Linked DNA regions of Mus musculus: region 1 is linked to region 2. A link is a loop called in an ENCODE intact Hi-C map of the cell type or tissue named here. Cell type or tissue: left cerebral cortex. All regions are shown on one strand. Each heading gives the region's core, and the rest is flanking DNA. Links, peaks and the distances in the headings are about the cores only. Region 1 holds the start of Gm40997 (a long non-coding RNA gene). Region 2 has its middle 120 kb from the start of Mir466f-4.

Region 1 (2,914 bases), core at 245-2,744, 130 kb before region 2:
CTCTCTCTCTCTCTCTCTCTCTCTCTCTCTCTGTGTGTGTGTGTGTGTGTGTGTGTGTATGTATATATATATATATATACATATATATATATATAAATCTTGAATCTTTGTCATATATTAATATTATTAAATATATATTATACTTGTAGTGAAGAATCTATTGCCAGAGCAAAAGGTCCCTGAACTGTTCAAACATCTTGAAAACACTCGGGTTCTAGAACACAGAAATCATGATGGTGCTTTAGATATGATCTGTTCTAAATCCAGACAGTTTTATAAGCTGGGATGCTTTGCTTTCCTCTATGTGCATGTGTGAGAGAACGTATTCCCTCCAACTCCTAGAAGGTGTATGTTTGTCTTGTAGGATGTGGCAGAGTATGTTCATGCATAGGGCACATAAATATTAATATTGAGTTGAGAGAAGGCAGTGAAGGGGAGAGCACACCCCAGTGAGAAGCCTGCTCCGGCTCTAACCAGCTGTGTAATCGCCCAGAGATGCTCAGCTCCTGAGAGCTTCCGCTTTCTCAAGTGCAAAATTTGGAAATTAGGCTTAGGACTTTGCAAACTCCTTCTCCGGGTCACAGGCCACGGGTGCCTTGAAGTTAGATCCTTCACAGAGCAGTTGCACCACGCCGGGACAGCCTCCTCCCACCCTGCAGTTTAAATTGAGAGAGATCCCTGGATCTTTTCCTTCTGAGTCAGCTGGGAAGAGAGAAAAATAACGTGGAGAACCCTGTGGTTTCGGGAGGTAATTGTGACAATTTCACGGGCTGTTTGGGAGCAATCGTTTGGTTTCCCTGGTGCTTCAGAACATTTGGGGGCTTTCCTAACGTGCCTGCTTTCTTTTTCGTCCTCAGAGTGGCTCGATGCTCTAATACTCGAATTTAGAAGACAGATGAACAATGAAATAAGCGAGACGGCACTGCTTCCTTCATGAACTGTAAATGAGGAAAGAGTGAACGCTGTAATTGTGACTTGGGTTCCTCTGGATTACACTAGCTCCTCTTCCTCTCGTGATGTCCAGCTGCCCTGCAGCGCCTGGGAATTTACTTAAAACATGCATTCAAAATCTTTATTAAAATACATTCAGCAACACAAAATCAAACGGCTCATTTCTCTTCTTGCCTCTCCCCCCTACTGTAAAGCTAAATTGGACCGCGGCCAAGGTCTCTAAAAAGCACTGTGGCTTTTAGGGAAATCATTTTTCCTTTGTGAGCAGCGGGGAATTTCACAGACCCCTTTGCTGGCCTCAGCGAAGGGGAAACAGTGTCCGTGCTTCCGAAGGCGGACGCTAGGTGGCAGCCGAAGACAGCCTTTGCCCCGTTGGTGCACCGCAGCTGCCAGGGTGCGAGGCAAACATTCTTTAACAGTTGGAACCAATAAAAATCAGCTTTTCCTCTTAATTACTGCTAAGTGAATACCTTCTGATACAGCAGTCAGATGGCAAAGCTGATTACGGAGCAGGCAACTTGCGCTTGAGAGCTAGAAGTCTCTAGAGTGAAGTTCCCTTAAAACCCTTCTCATACCTGAACCGTGAACAGCATTGCTGAAGTCGGGGGAATCCCAACTTCAAAGACAGAACAGTGGATCTGACCTCCTGAGTAACCTCCTTAAACCTGAGATTTATTTAAGGGGAGTGGTAACAGGAAAAAATAAAATAAAATAAAATTAAAACAATCCAGATGCGCTGCAAGTCCTTCCTCTGGAGAACGTTGGCCTTAAGTTTTCTGTGTTTTTATTTTTCTTTGGGTAGGGTCGGTGGGGAGACAGGGGCCTTTTGTAGTCTTGGACTCTATATGAATTTGAGACAGTCTCTGCCACCTGAGACTTGTCCCTAAAACACAAACTAAAATGCGGATAGTGCCTTCCTCCTTATTAAACACATCACTCCAGGCAAAACCCAGGCAGCCCCAACAACACAGCTATTGTGCCAATGGGCAGAACCATGTCTCGAGCAGCGAGCAGGGGCATTTCCCCAGTATCGAGCAGTCCTCGTAGCTTCTGATAAATTATGCCCATCACTCAAAGGTAACAAAAAAAACCTTCATGCAGACGGGAGGGTCATGGAAATCTAAGGACAAATAAACACTTCAGGAAGGGTCTGGGGTAGACAGAGATCTCAACGGGACTTGAAAAATAAGTCTCAGTGAGCCCTTGTCTTCCCATTGCTGTAAAGAGACACCACGGCCAAGGCAACCCTTTTAAAGGACATTTAATTGGGGCTGGCTTACAGGTTTAGAGCTTCAGTCCATTATCATCGCAGCAGGAAGCATGGCAGCATCCAGAGAGGCATGGCGCTGGAGAAGGAACATACCTTATTCTGAAGGATGCTAGAAGACCAGTCTTCCAGGCAGCTAGGAGGAGTGACTCAAAGCCCACCCACACAGTGACACACTTCCTCCAACAAGGCCACGCCTGCTCCAACAAGGGCACATCTCCTAATAGTGCTACTCCTCGGGTCAAGCATACTCAAACCATCACAGGCCTCCTTAACAGAAAATGTGCAAAGTATGTCCTGTTCAATGCTAGGTTTTGATTGACATACATCCTCATTTCTGAGACTGGGCCTAATAAACAAACGTATGATCCAATCACATTACGTGCTAAGTCCTCTCCCTCAGCTCCTGATGTTTTCCAGGGGGAATGCAGGGTGTTTACAGCTACTGAAGTAGAGTTGCAACATCTTGTTACAACTAATTAAATAAGCATCCTGTTTCTCTAACTCCTGTTGCTCAGAGCCCTCATTTTGATATTTTATATCCATCCACGTTTGAACAGTAAATGCCCACCCATGTCCTCATGGCCAAGTGCAAGATTCTGTTTGCCAGTGCCCATGAAGCTGTGGTTAACATTGTGTGTGTGTAGGTGTGTCTGTCATCCTGTTTATCTGTGTGTGTGTATGTATCTCTGTATC
Region 2 (2,914 bases), core at 156-2,655:
TTCACTCCCAACAATGGTATTCATAACAGTCAGTTAAGAGTAATAAGCAGCTTGCGTCTTGGAGTCTTTCCTGTGTGAGCTTTGTTTGGAGATCTGGAACTGACAACATGAATCCCAGTTAACTAGGGCTTCCAAGAATGGCCTGGAGAGTGGCCAATACAGGATACCTTGTTCCTCAGCCATGATCTTAAGTCTATGCTCCTGGTTGAATCCCCTGATATTTCTGAAGGATTTCAGTCCTCTTGCCATGATTGGCAGGCCACAGTCTTCTCAATTAAAAATCTAAAGTCTTGAGTGAGCAGGATGAACTGAATACAAAGAATGATTAAGCCTATCCACCCCACCCCCTAAGCTCAAGTAGCCTCTCTGTTGGGCTGTAGATTTCCATATGCGCACTGCAGGAGAAGGTCCTTTGGCCACTTTTGGGATACAGGAGGAAGTGGGCTGCCCTGTTTTCTGTTGTTGGAAGAAAGGATGTGTGGATACTTGCACGCATGAGGCTTTGGTTCTCAAAATGTTTCCCTTTCAAGACAAGGTGTGTGGTAGAGAGCTGTACAGCACATTGCTTATCCTGAATGGTTGGTTGGCAGTTACTTCCCCGAAGTCCACGTATTTCCTTCCAGTTGATCTCCCAAGAGTCCTCCAAGAGAGACAAAGGTGATGCTGACATGCTATCTACTACCACGAGGCTCTTCCCTTTATAGATCTCATGGTCTGTCCTTAATGGGAGGTGAGGACTCTGGAATGCAGATTGCACTGTTTAGCCCTGGCTGCCCCTGCTGGCCTCAAAGTGGGGCGGTTAGCTGCTGTTCTGAGCATCAATCCAGACAATAGGTAGGATCCTAGAGAAGCACATCCTTTTCCTATCACAAGGAAATGGGGAGTTCTGATTGTGTGGCACTCAAGAAAGACACACGCTGTGTGGATTGCAGGAGGTCATAATGACCCCCAGTGACAAGTGAAGGTTTTTCTTTTTGTTCTTGTTTCTTATCAAAGATACACACACACACACACACACACACACACACACACACACACACACACACGAGAGAGAGAGAGAGAGAGAGAGAGAGAGAGAGAGAGAGCTTATTCCCAGTGCAAATAGAAGAAGAAAACTGATGGTCATCTTAACCCCCAAATAACATTATAATCAGAACAAGCCTGTGTTTTAACAACCAAATTCAAATAAATTTGTTCTTAAGTGGATTTTCTTTGCCTGATTTCTCCTTTTGGCTGCCTTCTTGTCCGTCTGTTCTCACCCTTCTGAAGCGGCCAATTTAGCTCACAATGGAAACCAAATGCATCTTTGAACATCTAAATTTACTTTAAACTGACTCGGCAAAAGGAGGCCTCCACAGTTCTCCTAGCAGCAATATCCCCACCCCCCTTTTAGTCCTTAAAAGTGCTTATCAAGATGAATGAGAACCGTGGTGTGTAATTTCAGAGATGAAATTGCTTTTCTGTCCAGCTTTCTCTCAATGTTTTCAAGGTCACCGGCAACAAGGAGCCACCCAGCCCCATTTCTGGGTCTCCATCAGGCCACATTAGGCTCCAGGGGAAGAACTGGACCTGGAGAAGTGGTTTGTTTTATGTTCCCACTCAAAACAAGGTGTGAAATTTCTACTTGTTTGTGTGTTATAGAACAAAGTTAAAGCGTTGAATGGCCTGGATAGACTCTACTTTCCTGGGTCTCTAGCAACATGTTCCTGAGGCCATGTTCCTGGACCACAGGCCTGCTCTCTGGATGTTAGGGAGGGAGACCAGGAGCATCCCCTGAAGAGCAATGGAGTGTACAATATGGTTCTCAGCCTCCTCAAACTGTGATTTTTCTTAAGCCTTGACTGGACAGGAAAATGCTCTGAGTGTTCTGTCTGTGGTCTGAGGAGGCACAATGGCAGCCTGAGGATCTCAGACACCGGTCCACAGAATTCAGAGCTTACCGGGGGAGGCTCAGTGGATAAAGAACTTGTGCAAATGTGAGGGAGCAGAGTTCAGAGTCCCACGACCCATCTAACAGTGGGACAGGCATGGCAACTCCTGTGACTCAGGGTGAGGCAGGGAGATCTGGGGCAAAGTGGTTAGCCAGGTGTCAGAATTAGCAAGCTTAAGAGAGCCTCCCTCAATGAACAAGACTCTTGATGTCAGCCTCTGGCTGCCTCACAAATACACACTCAAGCACATGCATGCCTTCCCATTATCAGAGCACAAACACATGTTGATATGAATATCCACGTATGTACAACACATATACAGACACGTGTGACAAGTTGAAAGCAGCAAACAAGCCCCACACTCATCTTGATACTGATTTATTTAAGGAGTAAACTACGTCTTAGTTGTTTGAAAAGGAGAAGTCAACAGTGGGGTGTAGGGTACATGGACTGTGCCACCAGATGGGCATGGGACTGGTGAGGTGGAACATGCTCGAACCCCAGGCATCTCAGAGATCTGGGACAGCAGGAGTAGGGCTGCTCCCTCTCTGCTTCTACGCCTGCACGTAATCATGAACCTTAATGAAGGTGACCAAGGGAAGTCAGTCATGTGACACAGCACCTGGAACACTTCATGCTAACGAGGCATCTCAATGACTTTAGCCTTCAGCCAATGACCTTCCCTACCTGCATATTCTCACATCCTTTCCCAAAATTATTGAATCCCTGGTTCACTGCAAATAAAGCGTATGCATTCATAGCCATTCCCAGTAAAGAAATACAAACATGCTAAGATCATCTCAGAGAGCTACTTCATTAAAGAGCATCATGGGGAAGACCTTCTACCTATAGGAGACTCTGAAAGAAGGTCTTCTCTTTTCCCCTGCCTCTCCGGGACGCAGCACTCACTCCCCAACCAGACTAGACCAGGATTCTGCTCTTCCGGCATGGCATACAGCAACGTTCTGACACCTCTCAGGGCG

The links. Peaks named below come from ENCODE experiments on the same cell type or tissue, not always from the same donor. Only the 100,000 strongest peaks of a DNase experiment are listed, where the experiment ranks them.
Region 1: it touches region 2 in a loop (2.6-fold over the local background); 5 of 42 quality-filtered maps call a loop at or near these places.

Annotation. Positions count from the first base shown.
Region 1 is chr13:71,104,117-71,107,030 of GRCm38, forward strand. It overlaps Gm40997 (a long non-coding RNA gene), which reads right to left and starts at 2,311. Exons shown (of 3, transcript XR_873655.1): 1 at 2,232-2,311. In left cerebral cortex, for the core only: a CTCF peak has its summit at 1,295 (motif pointing right); DNase peaks (open chromatin) are centred at 746, 1,283 and 2,263; H3K4me3 peaks cover 715 bases.
Region 2 is chr13:71,230,082-71,232,995 of GRCm38, forward strand. No RefSeq gene overlaps it. Among named protein-coding and RNA genes, the nearest start is that of Mir466f-4, 120 kb to the left of the region's middle. In left cerebral cortex, for the core only: no CTCF peak of the experiment used is centred there; a DNase peak (open chromatin) is centred at 1,298.